Regions from separate parts of the Homo sapiens genome. Here regions 2 and 3 are each linked to region 1. Evidence: chromatin loops called from intact Hi-C (ENCODE). Cell type or tissue: heart left ventricle. All regions are shown on one strand. Region 1 overlaps FGD4 (FYVE, RhoGEF and PH domain containing 4). Region 2 has its middle 22 kb from the start of DNM1L. Region 3 overlaps FGD4 (FYVE, RhoGEF and PH domain containing 4).

What was found. A loop is a pair of places that touch in the nucleus more often than their neighbours do. Peaks named below come from ENCODE experiments on the same cell type or tissue, not always from the same donor. Only the 100,000 strongest peaks of a DNase experiment are listed, where the experiment ranks them.
Region 2: it touches region 1 in a loop (2.2-fold over the local background); 7 of 110 quality-filtered maps call a loop at or near these places.
Region 3: it touches region 1 in a loop (1.9-fold over the local background); 12 of 110 quality-filtered maps call a loop at or near these places.

What each region holds. Positions count from the first base shown.
Region 1 is chr12:32,530,729-32,538,728 of GRCh38, reverse strand. All of the region lies in intron 1 of FGD4 (FYVE, RhoGEF and PH domain containing 4), which reads right to left. Among named protein-coding and RNA genes, the nearest start is that of FGD4, 140 kb to the right of the region's middle. In heart left ventricle, no CTCF peak of the experiment used is centred here; a DNase peak (open chromatin) is centred at 3,258; H3K4me3 peaks cover 3,270 bases; H3K27ac peaks cover 4,394 bases.
Region 2 is chr12:32,653,776-32,661,775 of GRCh38, reverse strand. No RefSeq gene overlaps it. Among named protein-coding and RNA genes, the nearest start is that of DNM1L, 22 kb to the left of the region's middle. In heart left ventricle, a CTCF peak has its summit at 4,001; a DNase peak (open chromatin) is centred at 7,803; H3K27ac peaks cover 797 bases.
Region 3 is chr12:32,481,306-32,489,305 of GRCh38, reverse strand. The region is part of intron 1 of FGD4 (FYVE, RhoGEF and PH domain containing 4); the gene reads right to left. Among named protein-coding and RNA genes, the nearest start is that of FGD4, 86 kb to the right of the region's middle. RefSeq lists a silencer at 6,792-6,951. In heart left ventricle, no CTCF peak of the experiment used is centred here; no DNase peak of the experiment used is centred here; H3K27ac peaks cover 4,004 bases.

The DNA.
Region 1 (8,000 bases):
CCACACAGACAGTATCGCTCCAGATTTCTTGGTTTCACACCCCAAAGCTTCTCCCTCATCTCTTTTCTGTCTTACGACACAGCCCATTAATTAATCATCCAAAATCATGTACGGGCTCAGCCACAGATTCCAATCTCACTAACCCACTAACCCCTCCATACTTTCTTCATACTTCTTTATATCAACTTGGCCTGTGAGGCTTCCAATAGCAGGAACTCATTATTGACATGCTGCTCAACAAGGGACACCAGAGGTTAGCAAGCAAGGATATTTATTCTTAAAAGAGAACTGAAGGGAAGAAATGGAGAACACTACAAATATTTATAATTTATTAAACTTCTTATATTCCTGCTCATTTTACATTTCCCAACAGAAAAAGGCACTGAATATTAGAAATGTATTCAATCAACAAATATTAACAAAGCACCCAGTATCTATTAGTTACCTTTCTAGACCCTAGGAACATAGCAGTGAACACCACAACAAAAAAATAACCTGTATAACATGCTAAATGGTAAAAGTGCTATGATGGGCCAGGCACAGTGGCTCACACCTGTAATCCCAGCATTTTGGGAAACCAAGGCAGGTGAATTGCTTGAGCTCAGGAGTTCGAGACCTGCCTGGGCAACATGACAAAACCCATGTCTCTACTAAAAATATAAAAAGTAGCCAGGCATGGTGGTGTGTGCCTGTAAGTCCTGGCTACTGTGGAGGCTGAGGTGGGAGGATCGTTTCAGCCTGAGAGGCAGAGGTTGCAGTGAGCCAAGACTGCGCCACTGCACTCCAGCCTGGATGACAGAAAGACTCTGTCTCAAAACAAAACAAAACAAACAAACAAAAAAACTGCTATAACGAAAGTAAAGCTGGGTGAAGGAACAGGCGTGCTATTAGGTGAGAGGCTATTATTATATCCTATATACAGGGAGGACAAGGAGGTCTCACTAATACTCTGCTAGCTGAGTAGACATGAAGGGAATAAGGCATAACATATTTTGAGGATTAGCATTCCAAGCAAAGTGTAAAACTACAAAAATCCTAAGGTAGAAGCACAGTTGATATGTTCAAAGAGAAATAAGGAAGACAACATGGATAGACTAGGGAGCATATTTGATGCTGAGGTCAGAAAGTTAAGGGGTAGGGATAGGGATAGGGGCTAGAGAAGGTAGGGCCTTGCACATCATTGAAAGAACAGGGGATTTCCTTTGAAAGAGATGGGAATTCACTGAAGGACTGCGAGCAGAGAAGTGGCAATTATCTGCCCTCCGTTTTTAGAGGTGCACACAGGCTGTTAGGTAGACAATGGACTCCAGGAGGTCAAGGGTAGATAGGAGGCTAGTAGAAGCAATCCAGGGGAAAGCTGTGTGTAACCTAAAGCAGGGCAAGTAACAGTAGAGGCAATAAGACATAGTCAGTTTGATATATCTTGAAGCAAGATTTGTTGCCAGATTGTACATAAGAGAAAAATGACTCAAGGAAGACTAGGTTTTTGGGACTAAGCATAAGAAATAATAACTGCTTTATGGCCAGGCGTGGTGGCTCACGCCTGTAATCCCAGCACTTTGGGAGGCCGAGGTGGGCGGATAATGAGATCAGGAGATTGAGACCATCCTGGCTAACACGGTGAAACCCTGTCTCTACTAAAAATGCAAAAAATTAGCCGGGCATGGTGGCGGGTGCCTGTAGTCCCAGCTACTCGGGAGGCTGAGGCAGGAGAATGGTGTGAACCCCGGAGGTGGAGCTTAGCGCCACTGCACTCCAGCCTGGGTGACAGAGCGAGACTCTGTCTCAAAAAAAAAAAAGAAAAGAGAGAGAGAAAAAAAAGAAATAACTGCTTTATAATGGCATGGAAAAGACAAGACCACAGTGACACAGTCTTTTTTGTTTGTTTGTTTAAATGTTTTAAAAATGTATTTGTGTGTACTTATTCTCTAAGAGGGTGAAAGACTCATTTTCCCCAGGCCAAGTTTTATTATAATAACCACCATGTAGAATGACCAAATTCTACGATTAACACTATTTTTCTTCTCCTAAGTGTTTTCCTTCTGCCTGCTTCAACGTATAACCAACTAACTTGTGTCAATTCGCCAGGGAATAAAAATGGAAGGATCTGTTCTAGCCAGAGCTTAGCAGGTGCTGTGGTGGGAGATAAATCAGAGAACACACACAAACCAGGGTGAAGACATTTACAAATGTACTTTAGCCAATAAAAATTAGCTTGTTATTTTATAAAGAAAACAGGTGCCTACAGTAAAGGTTATCAGAAGGTGGCTCAGGAAGTGGGCAGGGATGGTCCACAAAACATCTAAGAAAATACCTTTTTATTTTTGAAATAAATGACTTCAACTTTTCCCTGGATTATTCCAGGAGTCTCCTATCTACTCTTGACCTCCTCAAGTCTATTCTAGTATCTAAGAAGAACTGATTAAATTTAAATCTTAATCCTAGTTTGCAGTTTAGGTTACATGTACATTTGGATGTTTATTAAAGGAACACCAAGTTATCATTCTTCCAAAGAACTGCATAATATTTCCTATTGAGTCATTCATCATACTCTATCATATTTCATTTCTTTCATGTGAAAGGAGTTTGCCTGAAAGCGTAAGCTTTAGAAAGAGAAGTTTTTTCAGGTCATTAAAAAAAAAAAACTGTTATAAAATAACATGTGCACTAAATATGCATATTTACAATTTTTCTTAGATGATTTAACAAAATTATCCAGTAGTGTAGGCAGGAAGTGCTATATTACTGTCTTCTCAGTTTAAAAACCTAAAAAGGAACTTATAAAGTCCATATTGTTGTAGTGGCCACTCTCTAAAGGGTGCTGTCCATTAAAGCAGAAAACAAGAGCCAACAAGTTCTCTATGTTTATCAACATTCACCTCTCAAGCTTCATCTTCCTGTTCTAGAAATATTTTCCTCTCTAATTAAGAGCTGCCTTCCAGGAGGGAATACTGTCTCTCCAATCATCTCTAACTGTTTGAAGATAAATGAGAATGGACAGAAGCTATTTCAGGAAAAAGAGAACCTAAAACTTCACTGCTTGGGGTGAGAAAACACTTCCCTTTTGCTGCATTTCTTTTTTTTTTTTTAATTTCATATTTAGAGTATGATGGTAAATTTTGGAGAGATCACAAGACCTCCAAACTTTATGCAAGAGTGGTGGAACGCCTGCAAAAGAATTCAGGCTTCTGCCTGAGTGATGGAGGGAGCAGGGGCAGGCATGGACTGGGCTGCTTAACCCTCCCGCAGCTACTAGAACCTGGGAACGGAGCCAGCTGTGCAGCTGCAGGAGTGGCGCCTCAGCTCTCCTGAGGCAGTGCTGTCACCAACCCCAACCTTGGGCTTCCACACTCAGCGTATGCCCCTGACACTTAAGGAAGGAAAGAGCCACACCACCATCAGAAAGAATACTGGTAACTGTGAAGGCTGCCGGTTCTAAGTTGTAGTTTATCTTGTTCAGCAGTGTGGACATTTTTCAGTGAGGCTTATATCCAGTCAAAAACGAATGGGAAAATAAACAAAATGAACCCATTTCAGTGATTAAAAATATTTTTAGCAGACATTTCCCGTCACATGATTACATTTCTATCACACAGTTGAATTACATTTCTATTTCAAAGACTCAATTTCTCATTAATATGCTCTCTACAACACTCAAAGAGACCACAGTGGCTTAATACTACTACCACTAACAATTTTTAAAAAACAAACTCATGCCTATCTCTACAATGTTGTCTTTTACAGAAAAACAAATAATACTTACTCCCCTGAACTTCACCAAAACAAGACTGGGATGGTGGGAATTTTTGTTTGTTTTAACAGAACAATGCTCCGTGCAGTAGCACTAGAAAAATGATTAGTGGTAAATATTTCTTAACATTTGTTCACACCAGAAATGGGAGGAAAAAGAGAAAACTGTTCCTTTCTTTCTCTATATTTCTCCCCTCAATGACCAAATTTCCAAACTTTACTTATGATAATAAAAATAAGCCAGAGAAACTTAACTATCAAACTCATTTGTATCTGGTTAGCCCAGAAGAAGCCTCCTGGAGAGCCAAAACCCATCAATAGCACATATTTTAATCTTGAACTTGAAAACCAATGTGAGCTTTATTAACTTTAAAAGAAAACCAAACTCTGCCACTTTTACATCCCTCGGCATGCAGTGTTATAAAGTGACCCACGCTGGGGAAGAAAAAAATATATCTACTAGAAAATGAAACCACTTACCTTGATCAGTGGACATGATTTCACATATACTGATAATTAATCTACTCTGGTTTAATAAAAAGATATTTGGCTTTACTCTTTTAAAGTTCATGTGATAAAATCTCACTCCTGGCTGTAAAGCTTCAGGGAGGCTGAAGATTACACAGGATCTGCCAGGAGCTCAGACCAATGCACTATGACTTCAGTGCATTCTTCGAACTTACTGCCCAAGGACGACCTTATGCAAAACATGCCACACCTCCCCAGAGGACGGACTGCTGCAGTACATTGCATGAGAGGGAGTGTATGAGCACAGAGAGACTTCTATTTATCAAAGTAAAGTAAACAACTGAGGCACATGGAACCTTTAAAAGCATTCAAAGTACAGCTGGGAATAGGGCGATTTCTAAATGGACTAATGCCTTAACTATTAGTAATGCTCTAAAAAAGCTAATGGGAAAACAGTTTGTTTCTATTTTAACAGGGCTCCTGCCCTGGACCAAAGATGTTGGTTACAGATTCATGATTCACAAGCTTAAGATGTTAAAATCTCATTTTGAATGACCTCAAATATCCCATTTATGTTTTCCTTTCCAGCATAGCTCATTGATTTCAGTGACTAAATAATACAGAATTAATAAATACTACATACAAATTTCCTAAGGAAAACAAGTCGTATATGTTATTTCAAAACATAGTTTAACTGGTAAAATATTTATTACTCATTTTTATCTGTCTTTATAAGTACATTAGTAATTTCTCATGGCCTTGAAAAATCAGAAAATGTCAGATTAAAGCCAGGCGCGGCGGCTAACGCCTGTAATCTCAGCACTTTGGCACGCCGAGGTGGGTGGATCACCTGAGGTCAGGAGTTCGAAACCAGCCTGGCCAACATGGTGAAATCCATCTCTACTAAAAATACAACAATTAGCCGGGTGTGGTGGCATGCACCTGTAATCCCAGCTACTCAGGAGGCTGAGGCAGGAGAATCGCTTGAACCCAGGAGGCAGAGGTTGCAGTGAGCTGAGATTGCGCCGCTGCACTCCAGCCTCGGTGACAGAGTGAGACTCCATCTCAAAAACAAACAAACAAACAAAAGAAAATGTCAGATTAAAATATTTATAAAATCATAATGAGTTAACAGGTTACAGACATTCTCCCTCACTGGGGAAAATAACCTCTCCAACCCCCTCCTCTTTGTGTCCAGACACAGTAGTTCCCTCTCTCTAGTGTGCACTTGAATCACCTACTGGGTTATCAAGACATACATCACTGAGTGCCCTATCAAAGTCAGATTCAGTGCATGGTGGGGCCACATAATTTGCATTTCTAACAAGCTCCCAGGTGACAGTGACACTGCTGACCTGGGCCTTCACTCCAGGAATCACACTTTGAGAACCACTGGGGCAGTGAATTGCTGGGTTAGGGAGGATTAAAGGACTTGCTAAATTGCACACCTGCTAGGAGCTGATGGATGTCAGGCAGGAGCCAATACAGTGCTGAGGATGAGGTGTGAGGGGTTTGTTCTCCCACTTCAACACAAGCTCCCCATCAGGACACAAAGGTTGTCAATCATTCTAATGAAAGTGGTACTTTTTTAATAACAGAAATGTGTATATAAGGCATAAATAAATAAGCTTTACAATTAATCTGATACAGAATAGGGTAATAGTACATGGAGAAAAAAGTCAAAGAGAAGAAACCTGAATTGTTTTTAACTCCTTTGCAAACTCCACCCATATGTGTTAAAATTTCACTGTGGCAGAGAATCTGTTTAGGTTTGGTTCCAAGACCACTTAGCCTTAGCAAATTTCAGTAATGTAAAAACCAGAATACTTCCCTGTCACAAAAATGCCCCAACGTCTGTCTGTACTTCCTGAGCTTTGATAGCAATGTTTAAATTGTAATCTCAGGTTTGGTATTAAAACAAACACTTTAAAAAAAAAAAAAGCTAACATGTGCTCTCTGCCCATTGCTATGTTAAGCATTTTCCATGTAGAATTTCATAAAGTCCTTATTGCAGGGTAATAATTTATCACCATCTTACAGAAGAATATCACTCTGTAAGGTAGTGTTAATTTATCACCATTTTGCAGAAGAGAAAACTAAGTTTAGGAGGTCAAAAATCTTGATCACTCATGCTAGTACAGTGATAACCATTAAGATATTAAATTCACTGTTGTACAACAAATTAAGATATAATGGTATAGCAGTCACCCTTTACCTGTGATCAACTTCAGTCTGAAAATATTACATATAATATTTTGAGAGAGATACCACATTCACATAATCTTTATTACAGTATATTGTTATAATTGTTCTATTTTATTGCTATTGCTGTTAATCTCTTACTGTGACTAATTTATAAATTAAACTTTATCATAGCTATGGATGTAAAGGAGAAAACATAGTATATATACTGTTCAGTACTATATGCAGTTTCAGGCATCCACTAGGGTCTTGAAATACATCCCCTGTGGATAAAGGGACACTACTGTATTCACTTTTAATCTTTATAGATGAAAGCCAAAAATCAAAACATGGTTTGCAGGAGAAAGTGATAACTAAAATAAAATATAACAATTATGATTGACTCTCAATTGCCCACAAGTGGACAATCTGTAATAATCTGCAGCATCTACCACAAACTTAACACTAAATTCTAGGCTACCCAATAGGAGCAATAGCAGTTTCTCATCAGGTGGGAATGCACTTATCCTATGAGCCAGCAATCCTAACTCTTAGGTACTTAACCTAAGTAAAAGGAGGATTTACATTGACAAAAAATGTTTACAGAGCCTTTATTCATAATCATCCAAAACTAGAAATACCCACTTGTTCTTCAAGTAGTGAATGGGAAACAAACTGTGGTACATCCACACAATGGCATACCACACAGCAATAACAAGGGATGAACAAAGATACCTGCATGTGCATTAGAAAGAAGCCAACGTAAAGGGCTACACATATGTGATAAAATGAGACACTCTGGAAAAGACAAACTTACAGGAATAGTAAACAGATCCAAGGTTGCCAGGGCTGGTGGTAAGGGAACTGACTTTTCATAAAACGGCATGACAGAATTTTGGAACTAAAGGGACTGTTCTGTATCTTCATTGTGGTGGTGGTGGTTATATGACTGCGTGCATTTGTCAAAACTCAGAATTGTACCCTAAAGAGGTTGAATTTTAATGTATGTAAATTATCTTTTAATTTTAAAAAATTTAGAAGCAAATAAAAGCAATTTATTCATTAAAAAAGAGGCTAGGAGGGCCGGGTGGAGTGGCTCACAGCTATAATCCCAGCACTTTGGGAGGCCGAGGCGGGCGGATCATGAGGTCAAGAGATCGAGACCATCTGGCCAACGTGGTGAAACCCTGTCTCTACTAAAAATACAAAAATTAGCTGGGCATGGTGGCACGCGCCTGTAGTCCCAGCTACTTGGGAGACTGAGGCAGGAGAATCGCTTGAACCCAAAAGGCAGAGGTTGCAGTGAGCCGCGATCGCACCACTGCACTCCAGCCTGGCGACAGAGCAAGGCTCTGTCTCAAAAAAAAAAAAAAAAAAAAAAAAAAAAACCAAAGCTAGGAAACTGATTGTCATAGATAGTGTAAACTCAACCCTAAATAATTTTTGGTATATCCACTATGCTCCTCATTGTCAACAGTAGAGATAATCACTAATCCATTTTCTGTGATTTACAAAAAACTTGGCAAATTTATTAAAAGTGATCTAATTAATTCCCCATACATTATCCATTTGTAAAAGCTGAAGTTTATGATACCATATCA
Region 2 (8,000 bases), 120 kb before region 1:
CCCAAGCTCTGGCAAGGGCGTCAGCACCTCAATCTGGATGGGCATTGCACATCTCTGACCTGCTGCAGCCCCTTCATATGGTGGATGACGCCCCACAACCCTGTAGAAATTGAAGCCTGCTCATAACATCACTGGCCTTCTTACCAACCTTGAGCCATGACAGAGCCCAGGAAGCCAGGAACTCACACATTTGGCCACTATCAAGGGAACATTGCCCTCCTCACACTCACTGCGTGCAGTGATTGAGCCCTTCTTGTAGTTTGTCTTCTTGTTTGAAGGATGTACAACCTAATCTTAGTTTTTCCCAAAGTTTCTGACTTTGTGATACACCCTCTTCACTTCCCAGTGGCACAACTGTTATGGGGGTAGGTGTGGCAGCTCTGAGCAGTGTTGGAGTCAAAAGTGGGAAAGATAGGGTCAAGTTAAGAATAATAAACTTGACTGGGCGCGGTGGCTCATGCCTGTAATCCCAGCACTTTGGGAGGCCGAGGCGGGCGGATCACCTGAGGTCAGGAGTTTGAGACCAGCCTGGCCAGCGTGGCAAAACCCGGTCTCTACTAAAAATACAAAAATTAGCCGGGCACGGTGGCGGGTGCCTATATTCCCAGCTACTCAGGAGGCTGAGGCTGGAGAATTGCTTGAACCTGGGAGACGGATGTTGCAGTGAGCCGAGATCGCGCCACTGCACTCCAGCCTGGGTGACAGAGTGAGACTCCGTCTCAAAAAAAAAAAAAAGAATGAACTTGACTCACCCCCGCCCCCGCCAAAAAAGATGTTAAATTACACTAGAGAAATAGAGATGGCTCTGGAAAAGTTTAGCAATCATGGTGCAAGGCCACTTAAGGACAGGGATTTTCAAACAGCAGATCACGCACCATGTTCCCAGTCCACTGGTATTGAGGCTATTTTTATCTCTCCGTGAGTTCCCAGATTTCATACTAGAGATAAGGCATCACTTTGCTCCAGGGACCTTATTACTAAAGATTCACCCACTACATACTAAGAATCTAAGGCAGTTACTCAGGGCCCAGGAAACTTTCTGGTCAGATGCCATCATCGTTCCACTTGGACCTGAGGGAAGCAGAGCACTGGACAGGGGGACAGGAGAAAAGAAGACAGGGTTGCAGAGAAAGTCACAGCTGACAATCTTGGCTGTCCTCCATCCCTGTCTGAGGAGTGGCGGGAGTGGGGGAATGGGTAGCCAGAGAAGTGGAGGCTCTGGAGCGGGGCTTCCCAACCTCGGCACCATTGACATTTTGGGCCAGATCATTGTTTGGGGGGCTGTACTGTGCCTCCTGGGATGTTTAGCAGCTTCCCTGGCCTCTACCCACAAGATGCTAGTAACACTACCTCCCCATCACCACTCCGTTTGTGACAAACAAAAATGTCTCCAGACTTTGCCACATGTCCCCAGGTGGGGAAGAAAGGGGAGGTAGGAAACCAGGTTGGGAACCACACTGCTCTGTCGTGTGAGAAGGCAAAGAACGGGAATACGACCTGGCCAGCTCCCAATTTCCTTTCTCCTTTATAAACATTTGGCTGTTTTAGAAAGCCTTTTTATGGATCTCTTAATTCCTTTCTCTTTTCCAGCCAGATAGCTATCTTTGCTTTCAGTCTAGACAGCCCACAACAGGCTGAGGCTTACCTGAGAGCCTCTCAGTGAAGCCTGTGGAGCTGGGTGGACAGCAGGAGGGTGTGCTGTCACAGGGAGCAGGCAGAGCACTGAAGTCTTGGCTGCACAGGGCTGTGGTACTGCGCCTGAGTGCAACCCTTAAGACTAATGGCCTTTCCTCAACTTTATCACAATGGTTCATAAAAATGGGGACCAGGGGCCGGGTGTGGTGGCTCACACCTGTAATCCCAGCACTTTGGGAGGCCAAGGTGGGTGGATCACCTGAGGTCAGTAGTTCGAGACCAGCCCAGCTAACATGGCGAAACCCTGTCTCTACTAAAAATACAAAAATTAGCAGGGCATGGTGGCACAGCCCTGTAGTTGCAGCTACTCGGGAGGCTGAGGCAGGAGAATTGCTTGAATCCGGGAGGCAGAGGTTGCAGTGAGCCGAGATCATGCCACTCAGCCTTGGTGACACAGCAAGACTCATCTCAATAATAAATAAATAAATAAATAAATAAATAAATAAATAAATAATTTTTAAAAATGGGGATGAGGGACAGGCAAAAAAATGGAATGAGTGAGAATCACTTGGGAGAAAATTATACACCCAAGCCCACCTGCCAGCATGCAGCCTCAGGCATATCAAATCCACAGGGCAGCAGGATGTGGGACAGATGTGTGTATTTCCGAAACACAGCTCACATGATTCTCAGATGTTGCTTCCTCCCACCCTCTCCTTCGAGTTGAATCACCTGCCAAAGGGGTTTTCTATGACATCTGCCCTTTATCACAGATGGAACTCTCAGTAACAAGTCAAAGATGTTTCTTGATGCATTATTTACAATGCTTACACTGAAAAACTGTGATGGAATATGAATGAAATTATTTCTATAAAGTTCCTAGAATAGTGGCTAGCAGATACTAAACCCTCAGGTTTTGGCTGTTACTGTGAAAACTGTTTTGGAAGGAGGGGAAGTGCTTAGGGTACAATTTAAATAAAACTAATAGGACCTCAGACTACAAACAGTGGATCTCTATTTTATTTTATTATTATTATTTTTTGAGACGGAGTCTCTCTTTGTTGCCCAGGCAGGGCAGTGGCACAATCTCCGTTCACTGCAGCCTCTGCCTCCCGGGTTCAAGTGATTCTTGTGCCTCAGCCTCTGGAGTAGCTGGGATTACAGGTGCCCACCACCATGCCTGGCTAATTTTTATATTTTTAGTAGAGACAGGGTTTCACCTTGTTGGCCAGGCTGGTCTTGAACTCCTGACCTCAGGTGATGCACCCGCCTTGGCGTCCCAAACTGCTGGGATTACAGGCGTGAGCTATGGCGCCCGGCCCGGATCTCTATTTTATTTTATTTTTTTGAGACGGAGTCTTGCTTTGTCGTCCAGTCGGGAGTACAATGGCGCGATCTCGGCTCACTGCCACCTCCGCCCCTTCAGGTTTAAGCAGTTCTCTGCCTCAGCCTCCCGAGTAGCTGGGATTACAGGCGCCCGCCACCATGCCCGGCTAATTTTTTGTATTTTTAGTAGAGACGGGGTTTCACCATCTTGGCCAGGCTGGTCTTGAACTCCTGACCTCCTGACCTGCCTTAGGCCTCCCAAAGTGCTGAGATTACAGGCGTGAGCCACCGCGCCCGGCCAGATCTCTATTTTATAAAGAGACACCTAGCCGGGCGCGGTGGCTCACGCCTGTAATCCCAGCACTTTGGGAGGCCGAGGCGGGCAGATCACGAGATCAGATCGAGACCGTCCTGGCTAAAACGGTGAAACCCCGTCTCTACTAAAAATACAAAAATTAGCGAGGCGTGGTGGAGGGCGCCTGTAGTCCCAGCTACTAGGGAGGCTGAGGCAGGAGAATCGCTTGAACCCGGGAGGCGGAGCTTACAGTGGGCCGAGATCGCGCCACTGCACTCCAGCCTGGGCTACAGAGCGAGACTCTGTCTCAAAAAAAAAAAAAAAAAAAAAAAAGAGAGAGAGAGAGACACCTATATAACACCTATATATGGGGGATCCCAGGTCAAGATTGAGCTGTGACAGTAGTCTATCCCTTGGATTCGGTCGTGAGTTCTATTGTGGATAAGGTTGGAGAAATTTGCTTTGATTTTTTTTTTTTTTTTTTTTTTTTTTTAAGAAAAGGAGAATAACAGAATCAAGGAGCAAGGGCAACTTGACCATGGGGCGGCCGCATTGTAGACTGTTCTTCCCAGCAGAGCAGGATAAGGGGGGCTGGCCGGGGAGCTGCCGGTGTTGCCATCCTGTAAGGGATGCTAAAGTATCAATGAGCACTTAGGCATCTCTGAAACCATAGTGATATGGAGAAAGTTGTGTTTGCCGGAACTCCTGCAGAGCACAGAATGTGGTTAGTCACTTATCATAGTTTGAAACCCTTAGAGGGCACTCTTGAGCAACAATAAATGATCCCTAAACAGCTTTCCAGTGAAACCTGTTCCAGCTGATTCCACGTCCTTTTACTTGATGAGTAGTAAATATACACAACTCTCTCCCCAAAACTGAAGAGCGCAGATACAATGGAAAGATTGCCAGCTCTCCCCCAGAAGTCTGACTATTTTGTTCATCCCTCCGTGCTCTAAATACATGTTGAGGCCAGGTGCAGTGGCTCATGCCTGTAATCCCAGCACTTTGGGAGGCCAAGGTAGGAGGATCACTTGAGCCCAGAAGGTTGAGGCTGCAGTGAGCCGTTTGTGCCACTGGGTGACAGAGACCCTGTCTCAAAAACAAATAAAAAAACCCAATAAAATAAATTCATGTTGAGCAACTATTTCAAGAATATTGATTTTAAAGGGTGCCTAGATATTACTTTACCTGGGAGCCTACATGTCCCATCTGTTCCTGATCTCAGGCTGGCCCCATGGCCCACATCACAGCCCCATAAACAGTGAGTTGTTGGCAGAAGCTGAAGGAATTATGTGTTGTGTTTGGTTGTTATGTTGTCCAAGGAATCTGTTGAGCCCAAAGACCTAAGCAACACACACAGTATAACTGGGGCTCAGGTAACAAATAGTAATGCGAAGTGTGGGAGCTGGGGATCTCTCTTCTGTGTGGAGCCCAGCTCCACTGCCAGATAATACACCAAAGCTGAGAGGAAGGGTGGACCTGGCCCTTGGTTACCACTACTGGCAAACTATCCTAGGTGGCCAACTGCTACTAGTGGGCTGGTGCTATCATTTTGTTAGATGGATAAAGTGGATATTGGTGGTTCCTTAATAACAATGTATTTCTTCTTAAACTTTAAATTTTTAGATGGAAAAAATGGAAAAGACAGAGAAGAAAAATTAAGAAAAAAAACAGCTAGGCTTTTATTTTATTTTATTTTGAGACAGAGTCTTGCTCTGTTGCCCAGGCTGGAGTGCAGTGGAGTGATCTCAGCTCACTGAAGCCTTGGCCTCCCGGGTTCAAGCGATTCTCCTGCCTCAGCCTCCCGAGTAGCTGGGATTACAGGTGCCCGCCACCATGCCTGGCTAATTTTTGTATTTTCAGTAGAGATGGGTTTCACCATGTTGGCCAGGCTGGTCTTGAACTCCTGACCTTGTGATCCTCCCGCCTCGGCCTCCCAAAGTGCTAGGATTACAGGCATGAGCCACCATGCCCGGCTTTTTTTTTTTTTTTTTTTTAATTTAATAGACATTAATCTTTACTTTGGCTGTTTGAAGCAAGAGTTTGAGAAACTGCTCCTCTCTGGACTTGGGGCTCTAATCTCATACATGGGTTTTGTTTTGTTTTGTTTTTTCTTTTCTTTTTTTCTTTTTTTTGAGACAGAGTCTCATTCTGTCACCCAGGATGGAGTGCAGTGGTGTGATCTCCTCTCACTGAAACCTCCGCCTCCAGGGTTCAAGTGATTCCCGTACCTCAGCATCCTGAGTAGCTAGGACTACCTGCCACCATGCCTGGCTAATTTTGTATCTTTTGTAGAGACAGGATCTCACTATGTTGCCCAGACTGGTCTCAAACTCCTGGGTTCAAGTGATCTGCCCACCTTGGCCTCCCAATGTGCTGGAATTACAAGCGTGAGCCACCACTGATCTTTTTAATGTGTCAAAGTTTTACCTTTTTCAGAATGTCATATACATAGTTGGAATCATATGATATGTAGTTTTGTTTTTGTTTTTAGAGATGGGGTATCACTATGTTGCTCAGACTGGTCTCAAACTCTTAGGCTCAAGTGACATGTCAGAAGAACCAGGAGGCAGCTCGAAGGGTCTCCCACTGGCAAAATCTGGGACAGTTAAACATAAAAATTAACATAAAATTTAAAATAATGGCAACGGATTATACAATCCATTGAATAAAATAGGAACACAGGAATCCAAACATATGAATGAATGAATGAATGAATGAATGAATAAATAAATAAATGATAAGAAAAAATGCTTATAGTAGGATGCCAACAAATAAGTGTAGAAGAAATGATGAAATGAAAACATCAGCAATTGACAAAACAAAGGAATCATTCAGAATCATCAATGGACATTGATGGGTAAAAAATTCTTGACTAGGATATCTACATAATCTCAAAATATGTCTCCATATATATATATTTTTTTCTTTTTGAGATGGAGTCTTGCTGTGTCCCCAGGCTGGAGTGCAATGGCACGATCTTGGCTCAATGCAACCTCCACCTCCTGAGTTCAGGCGATTCTCATGCCTCAGCCTCCCAAGTAGCTGGGACTACAGGCACGTGTCACCACACCCAGCTAATTTTTGTGTTTGTAGTAGAGATGGGGTTTCACCATGTTGGCCAGGTTGGTCTCGAACTCCTGGCCTCAAGTGATCTGCCTGCCTCTGCCTCCGAAAGTGCTTGGATTACAGGCATAAGAGCCACTGCACCCAGCCAATATGTAGCCTTTTTAGTTGACTTCTTTCATTTGGTGAATGCCCTTAAGGTCCCTCTATGTCTTTTCATAGCCTGATAGCTAATTTCTTTTTAGTGCTGCATAATACTCCATTGTCACATTTGTCGATCTGTTCACCTACTGAAGGACGTCTTGGTTGTTTCCAAGTGTTGGCAATTGTGAATAAAGCTGCTCTGTAGCAGGTTTGTGTGTGGACATAAGTTTTCAACTCATTTAGGTAAATACCAAGGAGTGTGCTGCTGGTTCGTATAAGTTTAGTTTTGCAAGAAAAACTGTCAAACTATAAAGTGGCTGTACCCTTTTGCCTTCCCACCTACCATGAGCGAGAGTTCCAGTTGCTCCACATCCTTGTCAGCATTTGTGGTCAGTGTCTCGATGTTGACCATTCTAACAGGTGTGTAGTAATATCTCATTTTAATTTACATTTCTTCCAAAACTTCAATTTATTTGAAATATATTCAGACTTACAGAAAAGTCATAAGTATTTTAAAAGAACTCTAGTTTACCCTTCACCTAGATTCTTTTAACATTTTTATCACATTGCTTCTGCTCTATCATTCTTTCTCCCTCTCTCTCATCTCTGAACCATTTGAGTATAAGTTACAGACACGATGTGTCTTTTTCCTCAAATACTTCAGTGTATATTTTCAAGGACATGGATATTTTCTTACATAACCACAGTGCAATGGTCAAAACAGAAAAATTAGCAGCTACAGTATGATGATCTAATCTACAGATGTTATTCATTTAACGGTTATCTCAATAATATCCTTTATAGCCAAAAAAAAGAAAGAATAAATTGTGGCCTAAGTCCAGCGCACATTGCATTTACTTATCATGTGTTTCTATCCTTTAACCTGGAACAGTTCTTTAGTCTGTCTTTGTCTTTCATGAGCTTAACTTTTTTTTTTTTTTTGAGACGGAGTCTCACTCTGTCACCCAGGCTGGAGTGCAATGGCATGATCTTGGCTCACTGCAACCTCCGCTTCCCAAGTGATTTTCATGCCTCAGCTCCCGAGTAGTTGGGACTACAGGTGCCCGCCACCAAGCCCAGCTAATTTTTGTATTTTTAGAGGAGATGGGCTTTCACCATATTGGCCAGGCTGGTCTCGAACTCCTGACCTTGTGATCCACCCGTCTTGGCCTCTCAAAGTGCTGGGATTACAGGCGTGAGCCACTGCGCCCAGCTGAATTTAACATTTTTGAAGAATACAGGCCAGGTAATTTTTTTTTTTTTTTTTTTTGAGACAGAGTCTCGCTCTGTCGCCCAGGCTGGAGTGCAGTGGTGCAATCTTGGCTCATTGCCAGCTCTGCCTCCCAGGTTCATGTCATTCTGCCTCAGCTTCCCGAGTAGCTGGGACTACAGGCGCCCGCCACCAAGCCCGGCTAATTTTTTGTATTTTTAGTAGAAACAGGGTTTCACCGTGTTAGCCAGGATAATCTTGATCTCCTGACCTCCTGATCCGCCTGCCTCGGCCTTCCGAAGTACTGGGATTACAGGTGTAAGC
Region 3 (8,000 bases), 49 kb after region 1:
AGGATCAAATGAGTTGGAAAGATTAAACAAATGGGCAGGAGAGATGCCAAGAAGGGTATAAACTCCTGGACAGGAGTCCAGTTGGTTCAGTTACAAAGTTGATCCTTAGAAGACTTATGTGCACTACAGGCACGCACTGAAGAGAAGCATAGGCTGAGATGCATGAAATACAAAAAGAGAAGAGGCTGAGATGCATGAAATACAAAGAAAAGAAAACGAAGGCAAATACAGGTGTAAAAAAAACCAGTACTACTGTGGTTTTCAGACTAATTCTGAGTCTACTTTTAGTCTTACAAATAAATATATTCACTACTTATCATAGAGAATAAAATATAGGTTCTGTAAGAAATCTCACTTTTACTTTTTTGAGACAGAGTCTCGCCCTGTCACCCAGGCGGAAGTGCAATGGTGCGATCTCGGCTCACTGCAACCTCCACCTCCCGGGTTCAAGCGATTCTCCTGCCTCAGCCTCCCGAGTAGCTGGGACTACAGGCATGCGCCACCACGCCCAGCTAATTTTTGTATTTTTAGTAGAGACGGGGTTTCACCATGTTGGCCAGGCTGGTCTCGAACTCCTGACCTCATGATCCGCCCACCTTGGCCTCCTAAAGTGCTAGGATTACAGGCGTGAGCCACCGTGCCCAGCCAACTTATTTTTTAACATTAACATATATCTGGGATTTAATAAAAATCAGATAATGTATTTTTAAACAAAAAAAATCAGGTTGTTGCCTATATCACACCATCTAAGCTAACAGGGGGAACACAAATAATGGGTCAATAAAAAAAGAAATCCCCTGAGATCTTGAAGTCAAATTCAAAAAAAAAAATCCCACAAGTTTTCTAATCTAAAATTACTTGAAGATAAGTCTTCAAACTTCCAAATTCTGACCGTATAATCATATTACCCTAGCTATTTCTCTTCTATTATTATCTTTATGACTGTAAGTTTTAAATAGAAGGCACACTTAAGAATTTATAAGTAACTCAAAGTACTCTAAACTCAGTTCTATTCATTCCACAAGAAAGGTCAGTACACTATCTTGGTGCAAGTCTGTGACACAGAAACTTTTTACAATGTCACAATGTTAAAAAACAAAAAGCTTTTTCTCTGTCTTTTTTTTTTTTTTCCTGTGGCTGAATTATTCGGGAAAATCTCAGGCCAATTGATAACCTAATAAAACAAAGAAAAACTAGCCAAAAGCTTTGTGAATTTGTGTTTTTCCAGTTACCAACATTTTCACAGCCCATGCTTGATTTATCTCCTATGCATGGATCTAGTTTTCATTCATACAAGACTTGGAACATAGAAGAACCTGCCTTAGTTGAAGTCCTCTATTAGTTTTCTCAATGGTCCAGCTATCTGAATAAGTTCTATGGCTTCCATTCCACTTTGTCTCTCTGAAAAAAGCAATGGAATCCACATTTTTAAAATGGCTAATGCGGGTGTGGTGGAACTTGCCCATAGTCCCAGCTATCGGGAGGCTGAGGCGGGAGGACTGCTTGAGCCCAGGAGTTCAAGTCCAACCTGGGCAACACAGTGAGAAAATCTTGTTTCTATAAATAAATAATATAAATTGGCTGGGCATGGTGGCTCACGCCTGTAATCCCAGCATTTTGGGAGGCAAAGGCGGGTGGATCACTTGAGGTCCGGAGTTCAAGACCAGCCTGGCCAACATGGCAAAACCTCGTCTCTACTAAAAACACAAAAATTAGCCAGGTGTGGTGACATGCACCTGTAATTCTTGGGAGGTTGAGGCACGACAATCACTGAAATCCAGGAGGCAGAGGTTGCAGTGAGCCGAGATCACACCACTATACTCCAGCTTGGGCAACAAGCTGAGTGAGACTCTGTCTCTTAAAAAATGATAATAATAATAACAAATAATAACAATATAAATTTTAAAATTGCAAGCACATCGCTGCCTGTCACATATAAGTAAAAGTGTAAAAAGGGTAATATTCATAAATTTAAACAAAGATATGCCCAACACATTTGTTTAAAATCCTAATTCAATGTTTGTGCTTACAAATCTAAGGTCAAGCTATTATTGTTATCTTAAAATCAAGAATACAACTACAATGAGACCCACCCCACCAAAGGCACCTTGCAAGACAGTCTTACAAATTCATGTTCTTCTCACGATTATTTATAAAACAGAATTTAGAAAAATTTTAAATATCTAATAATAGTGGATGTGTTAATTAAGGTACCTGTAACAGAATAGTGTAGAGCAACTGAAATGGATATTTCCTGAGAATTTTTAGTAGCCTGAAATAATTTAATGATACATGGTGGGGGTCAGAGGGAGAAGTATAATTCAAAATCCATAAACAGTATAGCCTCAGTTTCACAAAACAATAGCTACAAAGAGGAAAAACACCTCAAAATGTTACAGTAGCTTATACTTGGATGTTTATTTTTTTCTCCTTCCTACTGAACAAAAATATTGGTTTAAAATTTAAAATGTTTCTCTGAACAAAAACATCAACCTAAAATGATTTTTCAGTTAAATATAAAAGACTACAAGATCACTTAAGCCACAATGATAGAAGTACCTAGTCAAGTCAACTATACTTCAGATCCCAATAAATCAGATAATGTTATTTCAAGAAATCCTTAAACCTGAGAATTACCAATGTACCTTGCTCATGTTTTAGAAGTAGGGGGAATTTTTATCCCCAAATAATTGATGACCAAGAAAATATTAGGTGCACAAATAAGTTTTAAGAAACTGGCTAAAGTGTAAATCTTAAATATTAGAAATAGAAAGAAGACAAGTGAAAAAAGTAGAAGGAAAGAGGTTATAATAAAAAAGACTGAGATGACAAGGGTCAACAGTGGTTGCACTTACTCACTTCCACTACTCTCAGGAAACACTCTGTGCTATGAACTCACAGGGAGAAATGCCATTCCCTCAAGTAATTGTTCCTGGATCATGAAGATAAGAAAAAGCACACCTTTGTGCTAAAACCACAGCACTGAACTACTCTAAAGAAAATCCACGATAATTTTTCCATCGTGGTACAAATTATTATCACTTAACAGTAAACAAAGAGAAATACCAGTGACCTCATCTATTGTATACTTTGCATAGTGAAAAAATCCAAATGTTTTAACCTGAGATATTTCAGAAATGGCAATTGCAAAACAATACTCACAGCCCCCCATAAAAGATTCTTTTCATAACATCCAGCAATCTTCTGATTAACCTATTTCCTGCTTCTGGAGCAAGGATTTGGATCCATAATTTGTTGGTAGAAACTATAGGCATTCTGTATTTAGACACTAGACACATACACATCTAGTGTTCAACATGATAAAGAACTAACTAATGGGAAGTACAGAGTTCTGTTTCATAAGTCTTCTTCTGGCAGTGATGCAGGCTCAAGGAACTACGCAAGCAACGCATTTCAAAATTCCACGAAGGTGTTTCAAAATGTACTGAGAGAGCTCTAGAATACCGGGGGTGGACTAGGAAGTATGATGCCAAATACATGTAACTTTATTACATTTATGGCATTTAGGCTTATAACAAACTTCCCTTTAAAAATAGGTCTTGGTCAGGCGCAGTGGCTCACACTTGTAATCCCAGCACTCTGGGAGGCCTAGGCGGGTGGGTCACGAGGTCAAGAAATCGAGACCATCCTGGCTAACATGGTGAAACCTCGTCTCTACTGAAAATACAAAAAAAAAATTAGCCAGGCGTGGTGGCAGGCGCCTGTAGTCCCAGCTGCTCGGGAGGCTGAGGCAAGAGAATAGCGTGAACCTGGGAGGCGGAGCTTGCAGTGAGCCCAGATCCCGCCACTGCACTCCAGCCTGGGCAACAGGGCGAGTCTCTGTCTCAAAAAAAAAAAAAAAAAAAAAATTGGTCTTAAAAGATCTGAGGATTCTTTTTGACAGACATCAGAAAATTGTAAGAAATACTGCAAGCAATGCTGAATAGTGAAACTGTGTATAAGCTCTCCATATTCCCAAAAGCAAAAAAGGGCCTTCCATTTTTTTCCAGGAATGGTTATGCGGGTTACCTAGCAATCCCAAGTAATTTCTATATAAAAACAAGTCAGGTTTTTAAAAGAGGAAGGCACTGATTGATAGGCAAATTTCTCATCCTTGTTATGCCTATAAAGTAAAATTATGGATTAAAATGAATGTTTTATGTTTGAGGCCAGAAATTAGAGACCAACCTAGGCAACATGGTGAGACCCCATCTCTACAAAAATAAATTTTAAAAAATTAGCTGGGTGTTATGGCATGTGCCTGTCATCCCAGCTACTCAACAGGCTGAGGCAGGAGGATCACTTGAGCATAGAAGGTTGACGTTACATAGTGAGCTACTATCATACCACCATACCTCAGTCTGGGCGACAGAGTGAGGCGCCATTTCTTAAAAAATAAGATGGGATTTTTTATTTTTATTTTGTTTTTTTTCTGAGACAGAGTATCCCTCTGTCACCCTGGCTGGAGTGTAGTGGTGTGATCTTGGCTCACTGCAACCTCTGCCTCCCAGGTTCAAGCTATTCTCCTGCCTCAGCCTCCCAAGTAGCTTGGATTACAGGTGCCCACCAGCACGTCTGGCTAATTTTTGTATTTTTAGTAGAGGTGGGGTTTCACCATGTTGGCCAGGCTGGTCTTGAACTCCTGACCTCAGGTAATCCACCCACCTCGGCCTCCGAAAATGCTGGGATTACAGGCATGAGTGACTGCACCCAGCCTAAAAAGGGGTATTTTAGTTAATTTATCACATAACAGATGTTTTAAAACACCTAAACATTAATCATGATGTAAATTCAACATTTACATAACACAAATGTCCCTTTTCATGTGATAGTCAGATGTTGTAGTCAGAATCAAACCATAATACCTAGACTCAGCTCAACTTTGTAACATCACTTCTTAAAATTATTATGTTTCTATGTTATATGGAATAGCAAACTAAAAATTGTATGTTACCTTAAAGCACTTTGAGAGTAGGTGAGGACATTTTGATGGGTATAGTAAAACACACACCTGATGCAGCTTATGAACCAACAAGTGGAAGCATGAAGAAAACTACTTGGAGAAATACACACTAACATCATAAAGTCTTAAGACATTTAGAAATCCTCCCATTGCATGGATAAGAAAATTGAGGCCAAGACTGACAAGGCAGTCAAGATAAAGCCATACTATATGAGGCAGACAAGATATGCACACTTCAGAGCTCCCAACGGATTTTTTTTGGTGTAATTTCCAAGGTATTATACATCCAAATAATTAACTCTTTCTTGAACACACCATCATCTAGTATAATACTGTAATGCAGTGGTGATTTTGAGAGCTAGTAACCTACCTCCAACAATCACTTGCTGTCAATAAATGTTATTTTCATAAACTTTAAAAGCTGATCTTTATGAAGTGAAAGGTATAGTAATACACAGTATGTTCATATACTGTGGTGGTGTCCATCTGAGGGCTAATGCTTTCCAAACCTCACCAATTCCAGCCATCATCCTCATCCAGGTCAGCTAAGGGCTGGGTGTGTCCTCTACAGTCAGGATAGGTTTTACACAGGAAGTGCTGGCACTTACACAGGCTGGAGTGAAGATGTCAAATGAGGATGTCAGCATTTTTGGTTCCCTCTCTCTAGCTCAGAAAAGTACTGCAGGAAACTTCAAACTGACCATATGCCAATGAGTTATGGGCTAAAACTGGAACTGTCCTGCACTGCTACTGTGAACCAGGGCCAGAAGGATCCTCATGAGTATGCTGGCCTTTGTTCTTGACCTCTTTTTTCAATGTTTTGGCAGTTTGGAGGGCAAAGAAAAAGAAAAGTTATATGGAATATTTTCTGATGATTTGGCATTGTACATTGTAGATTTTTATGTATCTTTACAATCAACTAAACCTTTCACTATTCATTCAGAGATTATATGGATCTAGCCGTAGAAAAATGTTGCAGGGATTACACTGAAATAAAATTGCACCCATAGATGTGTGATTGTGCTATTTTTCTGAGTTCTCTGCACAGATTCTCTGCCTTGTAGATTTTACAAAATACAGATTTATCCCTACTGGCTTTAAATCAAGTGATCCTGATCAATTTACTCACACATGCTTGAATTTCAGAATGGCTATAGGAACTGCAATTTTAACCAATTCGTTACAAGCTAAAATTAGTATTCTACCCACACACACACACAAAAATTATCATGTGGCTAAAAATAAAGCTTCATAAAAGGAGAATACACTAAGCTATTTATATTTTCCTAACACCATCATTATATTCCGTATCTTGATAAAATTATCAGTAATTATAGCTGTATACTTAACTTGCTATGTGCTCTCCTCATAACAACCTCAACAAAAAGTCATTAATAGGTGTTGAAACTGAGAACATCTATACATCATCTATAACTGAGAAAGTAACTTTCCAGATAGTAAACGGCAGGTCTGGAATGCAAATCCTGAACTATTTAACTTCAAAACGTGATTTCTAAAGTGCAGAACGTCTGCTTATCCTCCCAAAGTTTGTCAAAATTATTAACGTGGGATGAAATAAAAATTTTTACCCTATGTCTTCGTTTTCTTGTATTCTCCCCCCAAACTCAAAACTTAAAAATTTTTATGCCTGGTAAAGTTCCTCTTTCTACCTCATGGGATTCTTTGCATAACTAAATTCCTGGAAACTCTGTATTTAATCTACTTGTAAGCAAATCATTTTATATATAATCTGGAATAGTGGGATCATTTTAGAGTAACATATCTTGCAGTCCTACAGTCCGCTCAGCAATAGTTGCTTTTATCTTAATTTGCTTATTCGCTGTACAAATGAGAAGAACATATGTGTAACTTCCTCAAGGTCACTTCGAGCCAGAAATAGAATTTTGGTTTAAGGTCTGGTTGCTAAACCACACTTCCTCTTCAATGGTAAGCTACCATTGGTAAGCTGGTCACTAAGAAATAGAAAACAAGAAGCATGGGATATTCAAAATACTTTTCATGCCAGAATTTCTCTTTTCCCTACCCATCTGTCTCTGTTTTTCCCATCTCCTAAATATGCTATATTGTGATTATGGAAAAAGACAGCAACTGCTTTGGCAGATAAGGAAAAACACCTTATTCCTATTTCAAACATGAAGCAAATATTTCATTTCCTTTGTTTATTAAAATATATAATGTGGCCTTGAAAGTCACGGCACTTTTTTAAAAAATGCTTAATTTATCCATTCTATTTAATTTTACTGGTATAGACAATTACTTTGATTTGTAAATTTGAGACTGTTCTCTAAGAAATGTGTAGGTACCAAGACATGTGACAACTGGCACTACTATAGAGGGTTTTATTTAAAGCAGACTGCCCAATTGAACTTTATGCAATAATGAAAATGTTCTATAATTGTGCTATATAATAAGGTGGCCACATGAGCACTTGAAACATGGGTTCGTGTGATCAAGGAACTGAAATTATTTCAATTAACTTAGATGTTCTTTTTTTTTTTTTTTTGAGACAGTCTTGCTCTGTCACCCAGGCTGGAGTACAGTGGCACAATCTTGGCTCACTGCAACCTCTGCCTCCCAGGTTCAAGAGATCCTTCCACCTCAGCCTCCCAAGTAGCTAGGACTGCAGGTGCACACCACCACACCCAGCTAACTTACATATTTTTAGTAGAGACAGGGTTTCACCTTGTTGGTCAGGCTGGTCTTGAACCCCTGATCTCCTGATCCACCCGCCTCAGCTTCCCAAAATGCTGGGATTACAGGCGTGAGCCACCGCACCCGGCTGATGTTCATTTTTAAAGCAATCTGTGGCTAGTGGACGGCATAGGTCTAAAGTCTGGATATATCTTTTAGCATTTTATTTAGAAATACTTACAGACTCATAGGAAGTTGCAAAAATATGACAGAGAGGTCCAGTGTACCATTCACCCAGTTTCCTTTGATCATTACATCTTGTAAGACCATATTACAATATGAAAACTAGAACACTTGCATTGCCACAATGTATTTGGCAGCTAAT